Linked DNA regions of Mus musculus: all the other regions are linked to region 1. A link is a loop called in an ENCODE intact Hi-C map of the cell type or tissue named here. Cell type or tissue: heart. All regions are shown on one strand.

Evidence for each region. A loop is a pair of places that touch in the nucleus more often than their neighbours do. Peaks named below come from ENCODE experiments on the same cell type or tissue, not always from the same donor. Only the 100,000 strongest peaks of a DNase experiment are listed, where the experiment ranks them.
Region 2: it touches region 1 in a loop (2.3-fold over the local background); 11 of 42 quality-filtered maps call a loop at or near these places.
Region 3: a loop joins it to region 1, with 4 times the contacts of the local background. A loop is called at or near these places in 5 of 42 quality-filtered maps.

The regions. Positions count from the first base shown.
Region 1 is chr14:45,327,203-45,331,202 of GRCm38, forward strand. Psmc6 (proteasome (prosome, macropain) 26S subunit, ATPase, 6) reads left to right here and starts at 2,622. Exons shown (of 14, transcript NM_025959.3): 1 at 2,622-2,730; 2 at 3,628-3,707; 3 at 3,785-3,824. The coding sequence starts at 2,646. In heart, a CTCF peak has its summit at 2,410 (motif pointing right); a DNase peak (open chromatin) is centred at 2,529; H3K4me3 peaks cover 1,874 bases; H3K27ac peaks cover 1,417 bases.
Region 2 is chr14:45,380,783-45,384,782 of GRCm38, forward strand. Gnpnat1 (glucosamine-phosphate N-acetyltransferase 1) reads right to left here. Exons shown (of 6, transcript NM_019425.2): 2 at 3,799-3,966; 3 at 2,612-2,674; 4 at 774-901; 5 at 155-216. The coding sequence starts at 3,952. Among named protein-coding and RNA genes, the nearest start is that of Gnpnat1, 6.0 kb to the right of the region's middle. In heart, a CTCF peak has its summit at 2,349 (motif pointing left); no DNase peak of the experiment used is centred here.
Region 3 is chr14:45,217,842-45,221,841 of GRCm38, forward strand. Txndc16 (thioredoxin domain containing 16) reads right to left here and starts at 1,584. Exons shown (of 21, transcript NM_001310534.1): 1 at 1,376-1,584; 2 at 1,155-1,208. It overlaps Gpr137c (G protein-coupled receptor 137C), which reads left to right and starts at 1,876. Exons shown (of 7, transcript NM_027518.2): 1 at 1,876-2,577. The coding sequence starts at 2,152. In heart, a CTCF peak has its summit at 3,360; DNase peaks (open chromatin) are centred at 1,710 and 2,910; H3K4me3 peaks cover 2,843 bases; H3K27ac peaks cover 2,400 bases.

The DNA.
Region 1 (4,000 bases):
ACACACACAACAGAATAGGGTTACTGTGGGCATGAGAAACACAGAAAGTTCAGCTGAGGTTAGAATTTTGCCAAATGGGTAAGAGGAAAAAGAACCCAGAATTAAAAAGACTGACGAAGACGATGTTGAAATGACATTCTGATCTATGCTCATGTAATTTTGTTTAACCTTGGAGAATAAACTTGTACTCTATTTTATGTGTATGGGATGTTTTGTCTGCATATACGTATATGTACCACTTGGATGCCTGGTGCTCAGGGAAGCCAGAAAAGACCACTGGACGTCCTGAGACTGGAGTTATGGGACGATTGTGAGCCACCATATGGGTGCTGGGAATGGAACCCAGGTCTTCTGGAAGAGTAACCTGTGCTCTTAACAGCTAAGTTATCTCTCCAGCCTCTGCGTGCATATATTTTTGCTGAGCCATATAAATTGGACTGCCTTTTATATTCTGCCTTGTCTTTTCTTCTTGATGTCAGAATTGATATATATTGGTATGAACCTACTCACTTGATCAAAATAGTGTGGGAGAAAGGACACTCCCTGTCACTTTATTTACTTATTGTCTCCTTCAAAAGCCAGTTTTAGAAAAAAAAAATACAACAGAAAATTCACATAATAACCACACCATTTTCTCCAAGAAAATTTGGAAGACTGTCACTTTAGGCATTAATTCACATAACTGTACATGTATTTGTAAAGCATATTCATTTTTTTTTAGGGTGCTGGGAGTTAAACTCAGCTGTACGTTAGGCAAGTATTCTACCAATGTTATACTCCCAGCATGAGAATAACAATTTAAAAGAATACAATTACCATATGCCACATTTTGGATTAACATCTTTAGTTATATTGTCTATTTAATACCCATGACAACCTTTTTACATATGTACAATTATGCTGATTTTATGAAGACATCAAGATATCACCACCCCTCCACCACAGAGATCTGAGATAGTCCTAGCAGACTTCAAAGTTCCTACCTTGGTCGCTGCAGAAACTTTATCTTGTGTTCTACATCTCTAGCCCATTTCCTTCCAGTTCTGCTGGCCTCCTTTCTCTGATAGAAGTGAGACAAACTCTTTGCTACCTTAGAATCATGCACTTGCTGTTTAATCTCTTCAGAAGGCTCTCCACGTGGTGGCATAATGGGGCCCCTTCTGCTCTCAGACATGTTCAAAATTTATTCTCCTCCTTATCCCACAATATCCTTTTATTTCAATTGTAGCATTTACTACATTAAGGTATTTTTATGATTTATTATCATTTATGCATCTGTGCATGTGGACCTCATGCCAACTTTGAGTGGGTCCCATGAATCCAATTCAGGTCACCTGGCTTCCATGACAAGCGCGCCTTTGCCCACTGAACCATCTCTCTGGCCCCTATTCAAATCATTTCTAATTTCCTTATTACATGTTAGAATATTTTCTAATATTCTGATTACAAGCAGGTCAGTGCTTTATTGGGTAACTGAAAATTTCCTACTTATGCTCATGCAATTGATATCAAAAGGCTGCATCTTTGGGCTGGAAAGTGGTTTACTGGTTATGTGAGCTTCCGGCTCTTCCTAAAGATCTCTGTGTGTTTGTGGAGTGCATTCATTCAGTTTTAGGGTGCTGGGGGTTAATAAACTCAGGGCTTCTGTGTGCTAGGCAAATACTCTACCAAAGGTACACTCCCAGCCTGTCAATAATAATTTAAAAGAACACAGTCACTGAGCCTAGAGAGATAGCTCAAAGGGTATTCGTACTTGTTGCTCTTGGAGAGGATCTGGGTTCGGTTCCCAGTATCCACATAGAGGCTCACAACCGTCTATAATTCCAGTTTCAGGGGAATCATGTGGTTTTTTCTGACCTCCTCCAGCACCAGGCACACACGTGCTGCACACACATACATGCAGGCAAGATATTTATATGCATAAAATAAATAAGATTTTTTTTTTTAAATCATAGCTGCTTGTAACTCCAGAGCCAAGAAATCCGATGCCCTCTACTGGCTTCTGTGAGCACTTGCCCTCCTAAGGTATACACTAAGGCACACACATAAACACATAAATAAAAATAAATAATTTGGGAAAGAAAAAGGCTGAATTTGAAAATGTGACTCAGTTGGGAAAGCTCTTGCTTAGCATGCCGGAGACTCTGAATTCGATTTCCACACAGCACATACTGAATGTTCGAGTTTGCCTGTAATTCCACTAGGAAGCCGGTGGTGGGGGGGGGGAGGACCAGAGTTCAAGCCCAGCGCTGCAGAATGAGTGCTAAGGCAGTGTGGATTACAAGACACTGTCTCAAAAAAAAAAAAATCTTGTCATTTCCTCTTGCTTTTCAGTTTATTACAGATCCTTTGGCGTTCTAAGAAAGCAGTGACTTAATATTGAGCCAGCCAGTAGCTAAGTCAGGCATTGCTCACTCTGGCCTGCAGGGGACAGTGTGACCGGAGACGATCTTCTGCGCTTTCGAGGCTTTCTGCCGCTCTAGGTGACTGACTTCGGCGCCCGGAGCCAGAGGCGGGCCAGCCGGAAGGGGCGGAGCCAGTCACGGTCCCGCCCCAGGCCGCCTCTGCGCCCTCGCCCCGCCCCCTCCCCCGCCCGGGCTGCCATGGCCCTTCCCGGCATCCCCTATGAGCGACGGCTTCTCATCATGGCGGACCCTAGAGATAAGGCGCTTCAGGACTATCGCAAGAAGCTGCTAGAGCACAAGGAGATTGACGGCCGTCTTAAGGAGCGTGAGTGAGCCTTGACACACTCTCTAGTGCCTGGACCGGCTTCGGTCTCTGATAGAGCGGAGGCTTCGGCTGAGCCCGAAAACAGCGCCTGGCTTGGGAAGGCCCGAGTCCAGGGACGAGGCGCTTTGTCATCCCGCCCCGCGCTGGGGTGCAGCACCGCCTCGGCCGTGGGTATGGCCCCAGTCCCAGTCCGGTGGCATAGAGAACAGCCACAGTTCTGAGGTGGAAGAGGGGAAGATTAGAGGAGTGAGGTACAAGTGGGCTGGGGACATATTCCGGGTGCAGGAAGGCAGGCTTGGAGTCTCGGGACCCGGGGATGGGAGGACGCTTGAGTCAAAGAAGCTCCAGCCGGACGCGGGACTCACGGAGGCGGCTTGTACTTGGGGTAGAAGGGGGCTCAGTGGTTGTAATAGCCTTTCTCGTCTTCCCTCAGGCGTCATACTGAGTACCAAGTTTTCTGTATACCCTGAACATTCACGTTTTGAAAACCCTGCGTGATTTAATTAAATGAGAGAATACCGCAGCCTAGGATTCGGTGAAGAATTGCGTTGGTTGACTTAATTTAGTATGGACAACCAGAGTAAGCCAGGTGATCTTAGTGTAGCTATGGGAGGCTTGATTCACCTTATCGTTTAGTTTTGTAGCAAATCTGAAGGTGGCAGGATGTCACTATCGGTTAAAAATGTAACTTAAAAATATTTCCTACCAAGAAAATAGATATGATACTTTCTCTGTTACATTTCATTTTAAAACATGCCACCTATCCACTACAAACTGGAAAAAAAAATCTTATTTTGTGGTTTGAAACAGTAGGTTTGAAACCTAAGGTAAAAGAGACCTAAGTAAAAAATTTTATGCAGTTGTTTAATTTAAAATGTCAAAATTTTATTATTTCAGTAAGGGAACAATTAAAAGAACTTACCAAGCAGTATGAAAAGTCTGAAAATGATTTGAAGGCACTACAAAGTGTTGGACAGGTAGGTGATAAAGTTTGAAAGTATGTTGCCATTTCTAAGCTATTGGCAAAAGGTAATGCCCCTTTTTTCTTTTCCAGATTGTAGGTGAAGTGCTAAAACAGTTAACAGAAGAAAAATGTAAGTGGATTAACTTACTAATTATTAAAAAATAAAAAGCCCCAGTTCTTTGCCAGCTTTTGAAATGCCCATTTTATTTTGATTTTTGAGGCCAGGTACTTCTATGTAGCTCTGGATGCAGCTTCCTATGTAGACTAGACTGGCCTTGAACTCACAAGCCTTTTGCTTTCCAGTGC
Region 2 (4,000 bases), 54 kb after region 1:
GTCTAAGATACAGGAGAATGAGTTCAGAATTAAAGAAGGTCAGAAATAAATTAGAAAAATCTTAAAATAAGTTTCTCTTAAAATAAGTTTCTCGGCAAGAGGCCAAACTGGGACAGAAACCATACAGTTTCCATGGTTACGTGTACATACTTACAGTTTGCCGAGTTGCTTCCCTCTGCACTCGTCACTAACGACGACATCTTCTACTCTCCCTCTCTGCAAACAATCACAGTACTACAGGATGAGCCTTCAGCCTGTTTTCTACTAAACAATAGTTGCTAATTACAGTTTTTACTTTTTCACAGAGGAAACAGGAAAATCAGTTTCTCCTTAACCATTTTTTTTTAGCTCTATGCTCAACCTGCCCTCTGTACTGCTAAAGCAGAGCTCTAAACCCCAATCCCCATAATGCAATCTTGTCATAAACAGAGCATATCCAAAAAGAGTGTGTGAATGTGCATCTGCATTTGTGAATGGCTTTTGTGGAAGTTGAACTACAACTTGTGGGAATTAGTTCTTTCCTCCCACTGTGCTGATCTCAGTGCTAGGACTTGGGTTGTTGGGCTTGGTGGCCAACCTCTTGAGCCATCTTATTGCTGGCTCATCTATCTGAATTTCATTGTATTGTAATTTGCAGAAACTCCAGAAGTATCTTCTGCTAAGGAGCAGTGAACGGTTACTGGAACATTGATTTTGCTAATGAAGTTTTCCAAGTTGGTTTCATTAGAAAATATCTGTGTGCTTTATTCATAGGCATTAATGTGAGTACATACCTTAGCACATGAATGGATAAATTTATGTTCTATTATCAGAGTTGCTGTAGCCACAATTTGTCCTAGGGTCACATCTTCCACAACTGTAACGTAGTAATCTCCAGACTTCTTCATATGCTCAAAAGATTCTGTCAGGAAATGTCAAAAAGTGTTAGATAGTATGCATTTCTAGTTTACTGAATTCAAGAAAAGCACCAAGCCTGTGTGACTTCATCTTTGAATGTTGACGCTATTTTGCCTCAGTGAAAGCAAGTGAAGTAAATTGAGCTTTTGAGGCAGGGTCTCACTATATCACTCTGGGTGTTCTGGGACTTCCTCTGTAGATCAGATTGGCCTGTCTCTAACCCACCCACCCCCGCCCCCCAAGCTCTGGAACTAAGAAAGGGTGTGCACTTTAAAATTTAGTTTCCTCTTCTAAAAATACTACATTATTTAAAACATTAAGGAGTTGAAATACCAACGGTCAGCACTAGGTGGTCCACACCTTTAAAGTCGTCTGTTAGTACAGAATGGGGACGTAACCCTGAGGTAGAGAGTGATGTTACTTGGTTTAGTTTGCAGAAACACACATACAATCTGCTAGCAAAGTAAGACTGAGTTCTTTCAGATGAACAACACAGAATTACAGAGAAACTGTGCATGTTGCCATTTCTGTGACTAATTAAAACGTCAATATCTTCCCACTTAATTTACATTTATCTAAAACTAACACTCAACAGATACTCAAAGAACAAAACTGCAGGTTATTATAAGAGTATATTATATCCACAATTCAGTCTTGGCTTCAGTGTACTTTAACAAAACAGTTTTCCACTTGTTTTCCAATGTTTCATGATTATGTATTTGTTTCTTTAGAAATAGGATCTTTGCTGTAATAGCACCTTACAAAGATGAGAGATACATCCCCATTTAAACAACTTTTCCAAAGTCATACAAACAATGTTTAATACTTTGTATTGCTAGAAAAAGCTACACTTTCTCATCTCTTCTGATATGAGAAACTCAGATATTGTTTATTTTCAAAGTCTCATTCTATATAGGTCCCAATCTGGGGGGGAGAGGAAATAATTCAATGAGGGAAAATAAACAAAACTATAGAATATTGATCTTCATTCTCAGCCTAGTTGGAGAAATTACCGACTAAAGGAGCTGCATTAATAGAAAATGGGAATAGACTGAGTTACGACACTGGATAAAGCTAAGAAGGTTCCATCTCTCTTGGCAATAATTAACTGTGATATCGGGTACGACTGATTCTTTTTGGAAACCCATTTTCTCATGTCTCAAAGGGAGAAGGGGATTGTTAGACTAAGATACCCAACCTTAAAATTCAATATAAAAGCAAATAAATAAATGGATTAATGAATGAATAAATAAGAACAAAAGGAAAGTAGGAACATAAACTCATAAATTTTTTTTAAGTTTGTAATGAAATTTCTGTGCTAACCATAACCACATAGAAAGATATTCTACAGGGCTGGAGAGATGGCGCAGAGGCCTGCTCTTCCAAAGGTCCTGAGTTCAACTCCCAGCAACCACGTGGTGGCTATGAGATCTGGTGCCCTCTTCTGGCCTGCAGGATACACGCAGGCAGAACACTATATACAAAATATATAAATCTTAGAATTACTTTCCTTTTATTGTAGTATATATCTTTTTTAAGATTTATTTAAGATACATACTACAACAAAAGGAAAGCAATTCTAGAGTAAATATCAAGTTATACAAAACATCTCGATTCTATAAATAAGGATGGCTGATTTGTAACTAACCTATCTGACTGAGCGGGTACTGACCAGATTTCTATGCATTCAGACGAAGTGCCGCATGGTACTTACTCATGAACTGTTCCGGGCTGACGACGCCAGTCTCTGTCAGCTGACCCAATACCTTAAAAAAACCTAGTTTTAAAACATTTCAGGAGAAAAGCAAAAGAAAGATTAAAATATGGAAAGCAGCAAAAATATTCACTGGGTAGGTTAAAGAAAGTTACTTTTTCAAAACTCTATAATCATGTTTTATAATAATCTTTAATCAAGATTTGCTGATTAAACATGCAATTTTTTCAATAGTGTGTTGTGCGCATTCATTACACATGGTACCATACACATAAGGGCATTTTCATATAAGTACCTATTTTTATAAACAGGATAGCAAGTGACAGCCTTCAACAATATTTGCCTGCATATGATTTTACGGTAGTTCAAGCCTTAATATCAATAATTACAGAACCAGCATGTATACTGTTAAGCGCTATTTAAATTTTATGTAAGGGATGCCACATTCTCCTAAATATATGACCCAAAAAGTGCAAGATTCTCACTCCACTGAATATATCACTTGTAAGATAAAGTGTAACTAGTATAATGCTGTTGGGACAATTTAAAAATTTTTTAATTTTAATGTTAATAGTGGCACATAACTTTAAAAATCCCAGCACTTGGGAGGCAGAGACAGGTAGATCTCTGAGTTCAAAGATAGCCAGGAATACATAGACTGTGTCTCAAAAAAATAAAAATAAACCCAAAAAAACTACTGATAATGTTAAAAGTACATTTTCTAACTTTTTTAGTCTTAATTTTTCTACATGCAGTAGTTCTGGTCAAATTTACTTTATTCAAATACCTATCTAAAAGAAAATAGTAAGGCAAAATGTTACCAAAGTTTCAGGAAATTGTTTTGGATAATTTAGATGTTAAGAATTACACAGGACTAAATAAAACCCTTTCAGTTTGTCCAAAGAATGTTCCTTTGCCTGTCTTCTTGGAGAAAACTCATCCATGTGTTTATACATTATAACTTCAATTTTGTTTTCAGATATCCTTTTGGATGGAATACTGCTATATTTAGTTATTTTTAAATTCATCGTAGTAATATCTGGTCTTAGGCATGATACATGACTATTACAGTTGAGTGATCCAGTCACTTTAAGTACAAAGTCAAGTACTGTTTCAAGTTAGCATCATGCTTATGAAGAAAGCAACAAATTCTGGTCAGGATTCCCAAACTAAAATTGGGCCCATACCTTTATTTAAGTCTGCAGTACAGAGAGGCCTCAAAACCAAGCCTTCTCCAGGATGCGTTGGAGAAATGGCTGGAGAAAATATAGCTGTATTCTGACTCCAGTCCACTTCTTTGAGCAAACTTGGGTCAAACATGGGAGTTTCATCGGGTTTCATCTTTCCAGTAAAGTCTAAAATAAAATTTCAAATGTTGAGAGGCTTTAT
Region 3 (4,000 bases), 110 kb before region 1:
CTCCAAAACCAGTTTGAGATCCTGCCAAGATAATGATAAAACTGGCAGGACCTGTCACAGGACAAGGTCAAGGACCATGGAGAACCATGCTCTAGGGCACGCAGAACGAGACCTGCTGGCTGCTGATCTGTACTGCTGTGTACTCAAGTTCTCTGAAGGATCCGCATCTGTATAAAGACCTTGCAGCGAGCTTAGCCTGTGCTGAGTAAAACATCATGGAAGACAGAACATTATAAACAAGAACCAAAAATCAATCCTGCACTTCCCCTTTCCCTTTCAGTCAAAGCTGACCATCCACATGTGTATCTGGCTAAACATCTGTAACATAGCCTCCACCATACAGCTAATGAGAAAAAGACAACATCTAAATGCTGGAGAGTCTCCTGCCTCATTATAGTCTTCCTGATGAGCCTACCACTGAATAAACACAGACTTAGGGCTTTCTTTTCATTTTATCATTATTGTACATGTGTGTGCATGATTACACTTGTGGATGGTAATACTGTCTGGTGTCTGGCAAACTACTGGACCAGAATAAGTACAGAACAGATCTTAAGCCCCTTTGTAACATGTACTTGGTGGTGGAGGACTGAGAAACAGCCATCTTCTTAAGCAGACCTTAAGGAGGGAGTATTTAGGAAAGGCTGGATATTGGATGCTCCAGTAAATATGCTGTCTACAGAAGCACTGAATCTGCAATGAGAGGCTCACTCTGAGAACACAGGATCCTTCCTCATCTTGCATTACTTTGACTGATTTGCTACCAAATACCAAATACAAAAAAAACACAAAAAACAAAAAACAAAAAAAAAAACCTTCATGTAGTGGCCAACATACAACCGTTCCTCACTTATTTAAAGCAGAAATATACCTCTTATTTTGTATCTCTCAGTCTCTGATGAGAATAGCACCACTTGTTCCAACACACAAGCAGAATCTCACACAAACTCTTCCATTCTGGACAATCACCACATTGTTACTGCTCCGCGCTCCCCCCACCCCTCCCCTGCCCACCCCTGCGCCCAAGAGAGCTTTCTAAATTGCAAGTTTCGAAGAATCACCTTCCCCTTGGAGAAGGCCTCAACGTTCATCTGTTCCCAGGACCACCATCCTTCAGGACCTCTTCCCAAGAGAAGAAAGGGTTGATTACTTACAGTTTCCGCTCGCGCTTTGCTTCATTCGCTTTCCTCGCCCCGTGTTTCCTCCAGCTCAGAAAAAGAAAAGGGGGGGAAATGAAATCAAAACCAGCGTCGTTTGGTGCCCCCAGAAACAGGTGAACTGAATCAGCAAGCAACCTGGCTGGAGGGACGTTTGCCGAGTGCTGATGTGCATGCAATCCTGCAGGCAAAGTCTTGAGGCCCGCGCTGCTACCCACCTGCCTGAGATTCTCGTGCAGAGATGAAAGGTCTCTGAGGACAGCACGTCCCGCCATCAGAGTAGAGATGGTGACAGAAGGCGGGGCAGGGGCTGGTCCCTACGGCGGCTCCCAAAGCAACTACGCCTACCTGAGAAGCTCACCGCCCACGGCCGGCACTGCCTCCGCAAAATCAGTCTCTTGGGCGAAAAAACAACCCCCGAGGCTCCGCCTGCTCCTCGTGCTCCTTACGTAAGAGATCCTCCAACCAATGGACGGTCAGGGGGCGGAGCGAGAACAGCCCCAGGTGACAGAATCTGGAGTCCTCCCGCCGGCGCGAGGAAGTCTTGCAGTTGCTGGGCCAATCAGCAGCGTGGGTGGGAAGAGGGGCGGGGGTAAAAGAGGAGAAAGCAGAAGGCCAATCAGATCAAAGGCTTCTGGAGTGACAGGCTCTGAGGCCTGTGGTATTCCGAGTGAGGCGCCCGGAGGGCGCGCCCGCCCGGGCCAATCGCCGGCAGCTCACAGTGCGGAGCGAGCGCCTCAAAAGCTCGGGTTTCTCAGCTGATTGTCTCCAGCCGAGAGTTGTTTGCTGCTGCTGCGGAGCCGAGCCGCGGCCCGAGGAACCGAGCCCCCCGGGGGGAAGGGGAGGCGGGCCCGAGGGCAGCCGCGGCCATCGCGCGGGGCTGCGACTCCTGTCACGGCGCTGCCCGGGGCCGCAGGCTGGGGCGGGCGGGAGGTCCGGGGGGCGCTCGGGCCGCTTCCTTCCCGCGCTCCCTCCCCGCTGCTCGCGTCCCCTCATGAGGGTATCAGTGTCCGGGCCGGCGGCCGCCGCGGTCCCCACGGCCGGCCGCGAACCCTCGACGTCCGGCGGGGGCGCCGTCGCGGCCTCGGGCGCCGCGGTTCCCGGTTCGGTGCAGCTGGCGCTGAGCGTGCTGCACGCGCTGCTCTACGCCGCGCTCTTCGCCTTTGCCTACCTGCAGCTGTGGCGGCTGCTCCTGTACCGCGAGCGGCGGCTCAGTTACCAGAGCCTCTGCCTCTTCCTGTGTCTCGCGTGGGCAGCGCTCAGGACCACGCTCTTCTCGGCCGCCTTCTCCCTCAGCGGCTCTCTGCCCCTGCTGCGGCCACCCTCTCGCCTGCACTTCTTCCCGCACTGGCTGCTCTACTGCTTCCCCTCCTGCCTACAGTTCTCCACGCTCTGTCTCCTCAACCTCTACCTGGCAGAGGTAAGGCGGGAGGACCGGCGAGCGGGGGAGCGGGGCCGCCGGGATCCACTCCTGCCGAGACGGAAGGGGTCGGGGCTGGGGGAGGTGGCCGGAGGGCAGTCTGGGGACACTGAGACACTCCTGTCTTTCCCTCTCCCTCAACTTAAGCCGCTGATGGACTCGGTGCCTGAGGGGGTTGGAGAAGTGTGAGAGAGAGAGTATGCGTGCCCCGACAACTTAAGGCAGTGGGACACCCTTTGTTCAATGTCCCAGACCTCCACGTAAGGCGTTGGTGGCGACCACAGAGAAGCATCGTAAGAAGTAGCAGCTCCGGTAGCTCTGTCGAGGCTGGACCGGGTTGAGGGAGGTTGGATGCTGAAGTAGAGGCAGCTCTGCTGAAGCTGGACCGCTGCCAGCCATTACGTCACCAGGCAGAGCTGTTCCTCCGCTATTGTTGCTGCGTTTCTTTTATTAGAAGCTTATATCCCCCCCCCCCCCCGCATCTCCTTAACTGTGGCTCGATACACCTTGCACAAATTCTGATCGATCGCTTCCCCGACGGGGTGAACGATCAATAACCAATGCTGCGGGACAGTCGAAGGACCTCCATAAAGCCCTTAGTGTTTGTCCCAGTTGCTGCTTGCTTTGGCGATTTAGGCGGTCTCTTACAGCACAGCCCTTTGGGGGAGAGCTAATTAGGAGAGAAGATACAAGCTTAACCTGTGCCTGTTGCAGAAACAAACCACGGAACTATGTTTTTTGGTGTTTTTGATTTTGTTTTTCCAACAACTTGCTTAATAGCTGGAGTCTAATCACACCCCCTTTCTCTTTTACGGGGAATTGCTGGTTGGATTGCATTGTTCTGCAGCACATTTGACCCATTTCAGACAGGTTGGGGGTATAAGGTTGTCAATCATGTCTATCTGGTATTTATGCCTTATTATTTTCAGGTTCCACCCCCCCCCCCCCAGTCTTCTTTTCCCTCAAAATACGAGCTTAGGAGAGGAGAAAAAAAGGTGACATCATACACTTAATACTGACTAATATAGAACGGTATTGGTCTATGCAGCTAATCCTCTCAAAGGCTTTTGGAGGTGATGAGAATTAACACAGTTCCAAGGAAAAGTAACCCAAAAAAGGCACTTTTGAATCAGATTGTGTTTATATTTCCTACATAAACCAACTCTTTTTTTCCCCTTAATAAACAGGAAAATAGAAAGCGTTTTTAAAATCACAATTGTAATTTCAGCTATATACAATTGTTATATATACAAGCTATATCCAATAAAAAACAATTATTGAGTAACAAAACCAAACTTTATTTTTATTCTCTAGCAACATAATACCATAAAAAACCTCATAATACCACAAAAATAATGCCACACTCTTAAGCAAAAGTGAAAAGCATATGCAATTGTAAATCAAATAAACATGCTACAATGGT